Regions from separate parts of the Mus musculus genome. Here region 2 is linked to region 1. A link is a contact called in ENCODE POLR2A ChIA-PET data. All regions are on one chromosome and are shown on one strand. The core of a region is the stretch at or near the end of the contact, and the rest is flanking DNA. Distances in the headings are between cores, read along the strand shown. Region 1 holds the start of Rab7 (RAB7, member RAS oncogene family). Region 2 holds the start of H1f10 (H1.10 linker histone).

Region 1 (5,834 bases), core at 1,097-3,596:
GAGGTTGGCTCAGTTGTCGGACAGACAAGTGTAAGGACCTGAGTACAGATCCCAGGACCCACATTTAAATCAAGAAAAAGAAAAGGAGAGGCAGGCAGATTTCTGAGTTCGAGGCCAGCCTGGTCTACAGAGTGAGTTCCAGGACAGCCAGGACTACACAGAGAAACCCTGTCTAGAAAAACCAAAAAAACAAACAAACAAACAAACAAACAACCCAAAAATGAAGGAAAAAGAAAAAGGGTAGGTTCAGAGGCATCTGCAACACCCTCGGGCACGTGCATGCGTGTGTGCACGTGTGTGCATGCGTGTGTGCACGTGTGCGCATGCGTGCACTCACTGGCTAGCCTGCTAGCAGTGGATAGGCTCCAGGGTCAGGGAAGAGACCCTGTCTTCAAAAAGTAAATAATTAAAAATTAAAAAGGCGAGCAGTAAAGTAAGACACCCAATACCCACCTCAGGCCCACACAGATGCACATGTGCATGCATACACAACACACAAAGAGTTGGCAAATATTTCAAGTAGTTAGCCAGAACAATACACATCTGGATATCTGATTCACCTGAGGGAATAAAATAAAATAAAAACTACTTTTTGCAGAAGCCTCCGATTCTTTCTACATCCGAGTCATTCCTTCCTAAACAGCTCCTGGCTCTGAGACTCATCATTTTACAATTCTCTGAGGACACAACCCAGCCATGCCTTCTTCCCTGAGTCAGGACCCAGTAATGCCTGACACACATGTGGAAGAAAAACATCTCCCAAATGAAGGTGCCAGCCACTTGTCTTCTCCAGCCTCTGCTCACACATGACAGTGCACTGGACGAAGTGGCATCTAATTCCCCTCGAGGGAGGACAAAAATATCATACAACAAAAAGGGAATCACGTTTAGCGATTCCTCTTCTAAACTCATTACATAGGTTTACAGCCCGTAAGTATACCAGGCCGGGTAGCAAACTAAACTATTGACAACCAAGGACACCAAACTTTAGTCTGGCCAGCTTCAGAAGTAGTTATAATTCACTTTCCAGTTCTTACACTCAATTCTGATCCAATATTACCAAGATCGAAGAGAAATATGCCAACAAGAGATTTTATTAACTCAATCATGTGGGTATCAGTTGCTGAAGTCACAAGAAAGAGACAAGAGTTTATTCTTTGGAAAACCAAAAACACAAGATTTTCAACGGTGAAGAGTCAACAGGTTAGGTTGTTGTAGAAATTCTTGTAGAAAGGTGCACACAGTAGGCATGCCAGACCTGACTCAAGGAAAAGAGCTGGCTAAGAAACCTATTCAAATCCAATACATACCTTGCCAGAATTCAAGATCTTCTGGTTTGATGACACTACACTACCTTATATGCCTTGTAATATGCCTTGTAAGTCACAAGTACAAATACAACATGGCTTTAAGGTAGGACTAAGAGGCTCTCAAATGACATCACTAGACAGGAGGTGGAGGGGGGTGCTGATGGCAGATAACAGGTGGCAGGCTTTGGGGGCATCTAAAGTACAAGAGGCCAGAGGCCAGTAAGTGCTAAGTAGTCTAGCTGCCTATGTTTCAACCTCTCACTCTGAAATTTATCAGCGGTGTGACCTTGGTCGAGTGCCTTAGCCTCTCTGTTCTTCGCTTTCTCTGTAAGTAGGCACTGCCTCGGTGCTTCGGAGGGGCTGTTGGGAGAACAGGGCAATTTGTGCGGTCTTGCCACGCAGCCCAGCAGCCGAGAAATCTCAAATCTTCACAACCTTACTCTCAACATCGGCACGATTATGAGCCAGGAGGACATCAGGCCATTTGAAAGGCACTCGGGAGGTCCTTCTTCCCGGAACTTCGGAAACGGGATTTACCCTGCAGGACCCTGAAAGCTCCTGTCTCCCAGTGCCGGCGGCGGGCCGGGGCATGTGACGCGCCTGGCAGCACTGCCTCGGTGGCCGGCCGGCCGGTAGCTCTTCCCACCCAGCAGGTTGCCGGTGGGGACGCGCCCAGCCCGAGGATCCCGTACCCGCCACCCACCGATCGCCGATCGCCCTCCGCCCGCCGGGCGCCGCCCCGCCTGGCCCGGCCCAGCTCGGCGCTCGGCTCGCCGAGGACGCCAGGCCCGGAGGCCCAAGCGGCGGCGGGGGAAGGGCGGCCGGGGCCCGCTGCTCACCGCAGGGTCAACGGAGGAGGAGACACAACGCAGGCCGCAACAGAGACGTCCGATTCCGGCTCCAGCAGGCTCCTCGGAGCTGCCCGGCCCCAAACACCGCCGCCAACGCCGCCGCCTTGGGCTTTATGGTCAAAGCTCCGGCCTTGCTTCCACTTCCGCCACCGCCGCCGCCCCGAGCGGAAGTGTCTGTCACGAGACGCCCGACGCCAGGGTTGGAGGGAGGAGCCCCACCTCCACCTTGCGTCACGTTCCGGTCGCGTCAGGCCCTAGCCTGGCATCTGGGGCTTAAATATGGCCGTTTCTAGATGGGGGCTGCCATCTTTGAAGGCTGTGCAGAAGCTGGAGCGCACCATATTGGGCCAAGAACTGATAATGCAGTGGTGTCCCCCCCCCTCATCCCACCCCGCTCCTATAAACAGAGCTAAAGGAGGGAGAGTCACTTGGTCTTTCCAGAGTGTCCCCCTCTGGAACACGCTAGTCAGTCAGCCATGTATCAGGCAGGGTATAGTCTAGGGTCTTCTGAGTCCACTGGGTACAATCTCTAATGTGGATGGAAATGATCAGTTACAGTGTCCCCAGTGTTGGAGACCCAGTGATGAAATAGGAGCTACCTGTGCAGGGCAGATGGTTCAGGAAAATGGAAAGAGAGCTAAGGAGTTGCTGAACTGAAGAGACATGAGGCTGATTTTAGTGTCACGCCCACCAAAACTAAAACAAAGGCCTAATCCATCAAAGTCCATATCTTTCTGGGGAAGTCTCAAAATGTACTAACCTTGCTTTTTAGCTTCTGTAGTTCTGTTTATGGCTGACAGTTCTTGTTAACTGAAGTATGTCAACCCAGAACATGTTTTTTTGTGTGCTTAAAAGCTCACCCTGAGAAAGACTCAGGTTGTCCTGGGGTATTGAACACCCAGTGCAGTAACCAGCTGCCATTTCTTAGCTTAAACCCATATCTGAGTAGTCTTTTCTGGTGAATACCCCACAACACTAGTACATGTTCTAGCATATAAGGAATAGAGAAGGTTTGTAGGTCCTAAGGAATAGGGGAAAACAAGACCTTTCTGCCAAGATCCTCACCATTTGATATAATAGACACACACACAGGAGTTTGCTCAGTTTCAATCATTAGTTAATTATTACTTGGCCATTTGACTGAATACTTTGAAACTAAGATATGAACAAAGGAAGTCTATGTATATTCATATGCAAAGTGAAATCTTCAAGAAATATGAAGTGACAAAGTAGGGTGCAAAGATGTATATGTGACAGTTCTTGGTTCTTGTTGGGGAAAAAAAAAACACATACTTGCTGGGTACAAATTTCAGCAACTAGTTATCTGGGTTATCTATTAAAATTTGACCGGATAGTAGGACCCATATGAATCTGGTGGTCCAGTCAGACTTTCCACAGTTGTAGGGATGCAGGAAGCTGGTTCAGGCCCTGTCTCTCTACCTCATGTTGGATATAGCATCAGCCTCCACATGGCAGATAGACCAGCAGTTTGGAAGCAAAGCTGCATGTGGCTAAGAGCAGTGATACACTAGACCCAAGGAGGAAAGTGGGAGACAACTATGAGGCCCAACAGGAACTGTGTCTGCTTTTCATCTCTTCTGACTTTAGTTCCCCTAGAGTAACTCACAGAGCAGCCAATGCCCTATTCTAACCTCCACGGGCACTGCATGCACAAGTTGTCTTTATATACACATTTAGGCAAATCACTCATACAAGTAAAAAAAAGGGGGTATGGGGGTGGATAAAACTAGATAGAAAGTGGATAGGTATGGTGGCTCATGTCTTTAATCCTAGTACTCAGCAGGCAGAGGCTGGTAGATCTCTGTGAGTTCAAAGCCAGTCTAGTCAACAAAGTGATTTCAAGGTCAGCCAGGGGTACTTAGAGAGACCCTGTCTCAAAACAAACAAACAGCTTGGTGTGGTGGTGCACACCTTTAATCCCAGCACTCGGGAGGCAGAGGCAGGCGGATTTCTGAGTTCGAGGCTAGCCTGGTCTACAAAGTGAGTTCTAGGACAGCCAGGGTTATATAGAGAAACTCTGTCTGGAAAAACCAAAAAAACAAACAAACAACAAACAAACAAATAAAACCTACATATTTTTTGTTTTTGTTTTTCAAGAGACAAGGTTTCTCTGTGTAGCTCTGAGTGCTGGGATTAAAGGTGTGTGCTACCGCCATCCACAGGTATTGGTTTTGTGGAAAGTAACTGAAGACACTGACATTGACCTCCTTATATGTGCACAAACACACACCACCCACCCACCCCGACATGGGTATAAGGAAAGTAAGCAAATCCATTAAGTAATCAGTGCAGTGCAGGTGATAACGTGATGTTATGCAGCCAGACATGGTAAGCCTAGCCTGTAACCCTATCAATCAGGAAACTGACACCAGAGGATCACCAAGGGGATAAGAGCCAGACTGGGCTACATATAGAAAGCCCACCTCAATAAACAAGGAAAATGCTAAAGAATAGTGATGGGAAATAGATGTTACCAGGCATGGGTGTCCTGAAAGTCATGTCTGAGGAGGCAACATTTGAGCAGGACGAGCTGACACACGCAGCCGATGTGAACAGGAAGGGCTGCATGTAGCCATAACAACAGAACAAAAGTTTTGTACAGAAGAAAGCATCTTGTCCAGGGAATAACAGCAGCCAGTGTGGTCAAAGCAGAGCTGGTGAGGGAGGAGAAGAAACTTGGGGAGAGAAGTAGAGCCATTACTACAGTGGCTTCAGAGTCATGGCCTTTATACCCTATGTGAAAAGAAGTCCTAAAGGTATGTGTGTGTGTGTGAGAGAGAGAGAGAGCGAGAGAGAGAGAGAGAGAGAGCGAGAGAGAGAGAGACCTAGGCATCACCCTTTCCTCTTGTTTCCTTGAATGAACCTCTTGGCCATGGAAAGATCTTGACACAACCTCATGACTCAGCTCGATGTCTGATTTTGTGTGAACTGGGGCTCCTCCTACTTCCTTCTACTTGGCTGTGCCACATCTGTTTTATCAGTGCTGTAGTTGCATGCAGGCAAACTATCAACGGAGCTACACCCTAGCCCCTGATTTTGATTTATTTATTTATGTGTGTATTTATTTATGGGGGGGGGGGAGAGGGTCTCTCTCTGTAATCCTCGATGTTCTAGAATTCTCTTGGTAGACCAGGCAGGCTAGACTTGAACTCACAGCCAGCCTACATAGTGATATCCTGCAAAAACAAAACAAAACAAAACCATCAGTTTTAGCCAAGAATATTGAAACATGCCGGTAAGCCCAGCACTCAGAAGGCAGATGTAGAGAGACTCTCTTGTACTGTATGGAAACATGCTCTGTAAATAAAATGCTGTTGGCCTATTAACTTAGGTAGAAAATAGGGAGGAGGAAGTTCCAGTACAGAGAGAGGATTCTGGGAAATCATCAGGCACAGGAGATTCCCAGAAAAGAGTACGAAACTGAAACTGAGGACCAGGTAACCAGCCGTGTGGCATGTCTTAGAATAAAATAAATGGGTAATTAAAATATGAGCTAGCTAGGGAACAAAGTCAAAGCTATTGGCCTCAGCATTTACTTATATATAAAAAGTCTGAGTTGTTATTTCTGGGAATAAAGTGAACAAGTGGAAAACCCCAAGGTTACAGGTGGTTTTAACTACAAACAGAGACAGGCAGATCTGTGAACTCTAGG
Region 2 (5,654 bases), core at 326-2,825, 64 kb before region 1:
CCTTTGCAGGGCAACTTCAGCCAGGTACCAGACATCCAAGAGGCAGTGAAATGCCCACTTTGGGCAGCTCAGTCTGCTTCATGATCACACCTGCCAAGAAACACTGGTCCCTTCCCACCCTCAAGACACTGCCAAGACCCAAAAAGGTGATACAGGGAAAGAGCACCATGTAACCCTCCCCTAACTCGGGTTCCATCTCACCCTACTTGTATGTGTACATACTGTTCAGAACCTTCCTAGTCTTCCATTTGGTAAAACTGTCCATTATGTTGCACTAGATCCTGAGGTTTAATTTCCAACATGTAGAAATCTTTTATCTTTTATATGCTGGACACTGCAGCAACCCAAGACTGGGAACCCACTTTTACAAGAGTTCTCCACTGGGCAGCTGTCTCTGGGCACATCTGTCCCACCTCTGGCAGCGCCTGCTAGTTGTCTAGCTGGTCTTAATGACCCTCGACTCCCCCGCAGGAACCCCAAGCAGCCTCCAGCGCCCACAAGACAACGACAATGGTCAAGGTTGGAACCGTTTATTGCGCCCCAGGAAGGCAGCGGGCGGAGCAAGGCGCCACACAACCCAAGCGCCTGGTGGCCATCAGCGGGCACAGTAGGCAGGCGCCACCAGGCCATTGGCGCCGCCGGGCCGGTAACCATGGCGACGGCCGTTGCCAAGGGTGAGAGCCAATGGGGGCGTCGCCAGGGCCGTTTCAAAAACCTAAAGCAAACAGAACGCAGCATCGCTGGGGGAGGGGCGGGGGAGGGGACAGGGATCAGGGACCTGGGCCAGGCGGAACCCTACGGAACCGGTACACCGAGGGTGGGGGGGGCGGATAGGGATAGAGACAGATGGAAAACTCGACGATGTCGCCAGACCGTAGGGGCGTCACTTGCGGCCCTTGGGCACCTTGGGCACGCTGGGTTTGGCCGCCTTCTTCACTTTCTTCGCGCTGGCAGCAGCCGCCGCCTTCTTGCTCTTGTGCGCGCGCCGCTCCGGCTGCGGCCTGGCGGGCGTTCTGTCCGCCGCCGCCGTGCGCGCCTTGGGCGCGGGGCTGCTGGCCGCCGAAGCTCCGCGCCGCTCCGCGCCGCCCTCCAGCTTCTTGCGGTTCAGCTTGAAGGATCCGTTGGCGCCGGTGCCCTTCACCTGCAGTAGCGTATCGTTCTGCACCAGCGCCCGGATAGAGTACTTGAGGTAGGTGCGCCCGTTCTGCTGGTCGAACCATGCCACCTTCCTGGCCTCAGCGTAGATGCGCGCCAGAGACGAGCCGCCGCGCTCCCCCAGCTTGCGGATGGTCTCCACCACCAGCTGGCTGTACTTGCCTGGCTGGTTCTTCTTGCGGTTCTTCCTTCTCTTGGGCTGCGTGGGCGCCGCAGAGCCGCCGGCCTTGGCCGTCTTGCGGGCCGTCCCGTCGGCGCTCGTTGGCGGCAGGGCCTCCTCAAGCTCCACCGACATGGTGGCCAGCGGGTTGGCGGCAGGCGGCGCGCGGTAGCCGGGGGGCCGCGCCGGGAAGAGGAAGGCGAGGGGCCGCGGCGGCGCCGGGGGACTGGGGGCGCGCGGCGGCTCCAGGCGGGAGCGGCCGCGGCCGGGCCTGGGACCAGGCGGCAGGGCTGAGGTGCGGGCGGGGGCCGGGCCGGCCGCGGCGGGGCTGGGGGGGTGGGATGCGGAGAGGAGCCTGCGGGGAGCGCGGCAGCACTGCGCGGGCTCCGGAGCTCTGGGCGTGCGCGCTACGCTCTGGCGGAGAGCGCGCCCCGCTCCGCTTTTATTTCCCCGTGGCGGACCACGTTGAGAACAACAACAGCCTGGGCCCAGTCCAGCGCCAACTTGTGCTTCTTGGAGCGCCTTCCGCGGCCACTGGCTCCTCCGCCCGCGGCTCCCGGGCGCGGCTGCACCCTCAGCAGTGTGCCCTGGACAGCATCCGAGCCCGCTGCGCTGCGCAGAGGCGGCCTGCGCCTAGGACGGGCTCAGCGGAGCGGCTCAGAGGTGTGTACCCCAGGCTATAGGAGCATGGAGGAGGGGGGCGCTCGATTTGCAAAGGATTAGCACGGGCCCCGGGCGAGACCCCAAGACCGAGAACTTTGCAGGCGGCAGACAAGAGTGCTCCTCAGGCACCTGAGTTGGTTCTGGGCCCAGGGGACCACAGCCCTGCCCGCAGGAAGGGCATTAATTTGTCCCAACTAACACAGGGTACGCCCTCACGCGGCCGACAGGAGCAAGGCAAAGCCCGAGAGCGTGCTGGGGCGGGGGTCTTCTCAGAATCCTAAGGGGAACCAACAGAAGGGAATTGCCCTGAGGTTGCACGCCTGGCATCTCAAAGATGAGTCAGTGCAGGCACGACCACAAGGGCCTCTCCCTAGACACTTCCTCACCACTCTCTGGCCCCAAGTACCCCATTTTGTGATGCTTAAGTAGCCGTCCCTGGACCCCTCAGAATTAGATGGGGGCTCCAGGATGGAAAAGTGTAAGGTTACCCTTAAGGCATTTCCCTTAGAGGGTGTGGCAGGGGATTTGGCTTTTGAGGATCCTGCCGGCTTTGGGGGATCGAATACTGCATCACTTGGTGCGGGAGGACTTGAAGGAGGTGGTGGTACAGAGAAGGACCTGAAAGCCTGGGAAGTAGTCCAACGGTGGAGAGAGGGCTGTGCAGGCAATGGCCAGCCTGCGGAGGACATAGTAGACACCACTAAAGCGTCCAGGCCAGCTTTGTTCCAATAGGTAAGCAGTTCCCTGGCCTCTTGGGTGAAAAGAGGGAGTGACTGCCTGTAGATCAAGAAGGCCCAGATTCTCAGCCTTTCAAACTCAGTACTCGTGGGTGTGCCAGCCTCCCCGCACCCCACGACCTCATCCCCATCAAAGGAAGGATCGTCAGGAAGTGGCCAGGGTTTAGCAGAGCCCAGAGCCCAAGTCATCCTCTTGTGACTCGTTCTCAGGAGGAGGGCCAAGGGGCCTGTGAGTTTTGAGGGACAGCGGGCTATAGGGTGCAGGCTCTCCTGGACTCACTACCCTCTTTTTCTTTAAACCCCTTCCGTGGGCTGATGACACTCACTCCTATCTCCAGCTACCAGGAGCCCGCTGCTGCTGCTGCTGCTGCTGCTGCTGCGTACCCTGCGTGCTGGAATGCCATGCTGCCCTCAGGCTCAGGCAGAAGCTTCAATCAGGACAGATGTTGTTCACCAGACTGGTGTCTGTTGGTCCAGTCAATCTGAGGTAAGACAGACAAAGCAATGTGAGAATCTAGTTTGTCTTTCTTGTTAAGAGTCAGGAAACTTCAATACAATCGATAAGCCCAAAATTACCCACAGAGATGCTGTTTTTTCCTAAGGCATGTAAACATCAAATGAACTGTAATTAATTACGCAAGAATGCTTAGAACATCGAGTTGTTACCTTATTAGCCCTTCCCTAACATCTAAGACTGCATCCCATAAAAACATTATTTCATTCACAAAAGGAAAATTTAAGATTTTAAAAAGTGAGCTAGTGCATATATTTCACTAAACTTTTAATCTTTGCTTGCACTTTAATGACGTGGAAACTTAAAGAGTTCTTTGGTTGAATGGGGTTTGCAAACGTGAAGGAACGTTTAGCTGAAGTGGACACAGGAAAAGGATGTTCTGCTCAACCAAGCACATGAAAGGACACGTGATGAGGGAGTCTTTGCTAACGACACGCATGCATTGGTCCGAGTTACACTGTGGAGTTGCACTGCGTTTGTTGGACTCCATAGAAAAACACAACAACAAAACTTGTGGTGGTGTGCTGCGGCTTCTTGCCACATCCGCAGACTAGGGCTCATGCGCAGAGTGATGTCAGCTGAGACAGATAGGTGCTGAGGCAAGACCTATGGGTGAGATGTGATGTTTGGATGTATAAATAGAATATAACTAGGACTCGATGGACAGTGGCAGAGGCTGACCTGATCTTCTCTTCCCTGAGAGGGGCACAGCCAAGAACTTCCTGGCCATTTCTCCTTGGTCCCTCCTGCTGACTCCAGCCAAGGCCAAGGCCTGGCTGTCTCTGCTAGGTAGTACCACTGCTGCTGATTGGTGTTTGCTATCCCAACTACTGAGCTGGACTGCTGGTGTGTCCGTGAGGTGTTTTCGAGTGGATCGAGCTGCCGATTTCCAGACAACACAGATGGGAGTTGCTCCAAAGAACCTTTCTAAGCAGGTCCACTTCCCCTGTATCCTTTCTTTTCCACTACCTCTGGTGGGTGGTGGGCTACAAGGAATGTTAAAGTGTTTAAGAACCATCATTAAAAATAGGCGTTTGAAAGAATTAAAGTTATACTTTAAGCTTTGCTTAATCTTTAAACTATATTGTAAATTATATTCTCTGAGGACTATAACTTGGAAAGTCATTGTAAAGTGTGTGTGTGTGTGTGTGTGTGTGTGTGTGTGTGTGTGTGTGTGTATGTGGCTCGCGTGCAACCACATGTAGAGCAATTGTTGCCATGGGGCTTGGGTGTCTTTCTCAGTCACTCTGCACCTTATTTTCCCAAATTAGGTCTCCCACTGAAACCTTGGCTCCCCAATCCAGTGAGCCTGGATGGCCAGCAAGCCCGGGAATCTGCAGGTGTCTGCCTGGCACTGCTGGAGTTATGGCTGTACCTGGCACTGCTGGAGTTATGGCTGTGCATAGACAAGCCCAGCTGGCCCAGGGATCTATACTCCCATCCTCCTGCCTGAGCAGCAGGCACCTTGCCACTGTTGACAGCCCCCATCTCGTCTCCTTTTCCCTCCTCCTCTTTTTCCCTCTTTCCTTTTCTTCCCCCTCCTTCCCACTCCTTCACCACCCATGGAACTGTCTTGGAACTGTGTATTATATATCCTTTTCTCAGTGGTGAAGGGACAGAGCCACAGCCACACTGTCACACTTAGAGTTCCCATACTTTTTTAGGGGCCTCTATTCAGGCACAACTCATTTGCTGCTTTGATGCAGAAAAGAATGTCAGGACTAGCCAGTATGAAGCAGAGCTGGAGATTTTGTTAGGAGGATGCTCAAGAGAATGAAAGCACACCCAGGACCATAGATGTTGGCTTCGGTAATGGAGTCAAGATGAGTTCTCTTAGCATTAGCCATGTGTCCAGTTTGGTGGTTCTCAAGTTACATCTCCAAAGAGTGCTAAGCAACCTTCTCTTTTTCCTTCCGCCATGTATACAGTGTATGAGGATACATTCAGCCATGTGTGTACAGAGGAAGAAATGGGGGGTCTTCCTCTGTCCCCCTTCACCTTAGTTTTCAAAGATATTGGCTCTCCAGGAACTGGAGTTACAGATGGTTGTGAGCCACCACATGTGGACTAGGAACTGAATTTGGGTTCTCTACAAGAACCTAACAGTTTTTTTAGCCACTGAGCCATCTCTCCAGTCCCAGTCCCTTGTATTGTGAGACAGGGTTTCTCACTGAACCTAGAGCTCCAGTGGCAGACCAGCTGGCCGATGACACTCCAGGTCCCCACTCCCGTGACCACTGGCCAGTGTCACTCCAGGTCCCCACTCCTGTTACTGCGATTTTAGAGGCGCTGTCTTACTGGGCTTTCATGTGGGTGCTGGGAATTTGAATTCAAACCTCATGTTTTTCACATCAAAAAGTATTTTATCCACTGGGCCGTCTCTTTTTGATAGGTGAGGTTGTTGGGTGACTCCAGAGTTGTCTTG

What was found. ChIA-PET counts read pairs that join two places held with the same protein, here RNA polymerase II (POLR2A).
Region 2: POLR2A ChIA-PET joins it to region 1 with 12 read pairs in embryonic stem cell. The contact joins the promoter of H1f10 here to the promoter of Rab7 in region 1. POLR2A ChIA-PET finds 5 or more read pairs at or near these places in 4 of 5 experiments (Patski and embryonic stem cell).

The regions. Positions count from the first base shown.
Region 1 is chr6:88,042,924-88,048,757 of GRCm38, forward strand. Rab7 (RAB7, member RAS oncogene family) reads right to left here and starts at 2,347. Exons shown (of 6, transcript NM_009005.3): 1 at 2,150-2,347. It overlaps Gm38855 (a long non-coding RNA gene), which reads right to left. Exons shown (of 3, transcript XR_869242.1): 3 at 5,214-5,358.
Region 2 is chr6:87,979,907-87,985,560 of GRCm38, forward strand. H1f10 (H1.10 linker histone) reads right to left here and starts at 1,576. Exons shown (of 1, transcript NM_198622.1): 1 at 515-1,576. The coding sequence starts at 1,450. The coding sequence ends at 884. It overlaps Gm5577 (predicted gene 5577), which reads left to right and starts at 1,777. Exons shown (of 2, transcript NR_026990.1): 1 at 1,777-1,978; 2 at 3,054-4,274.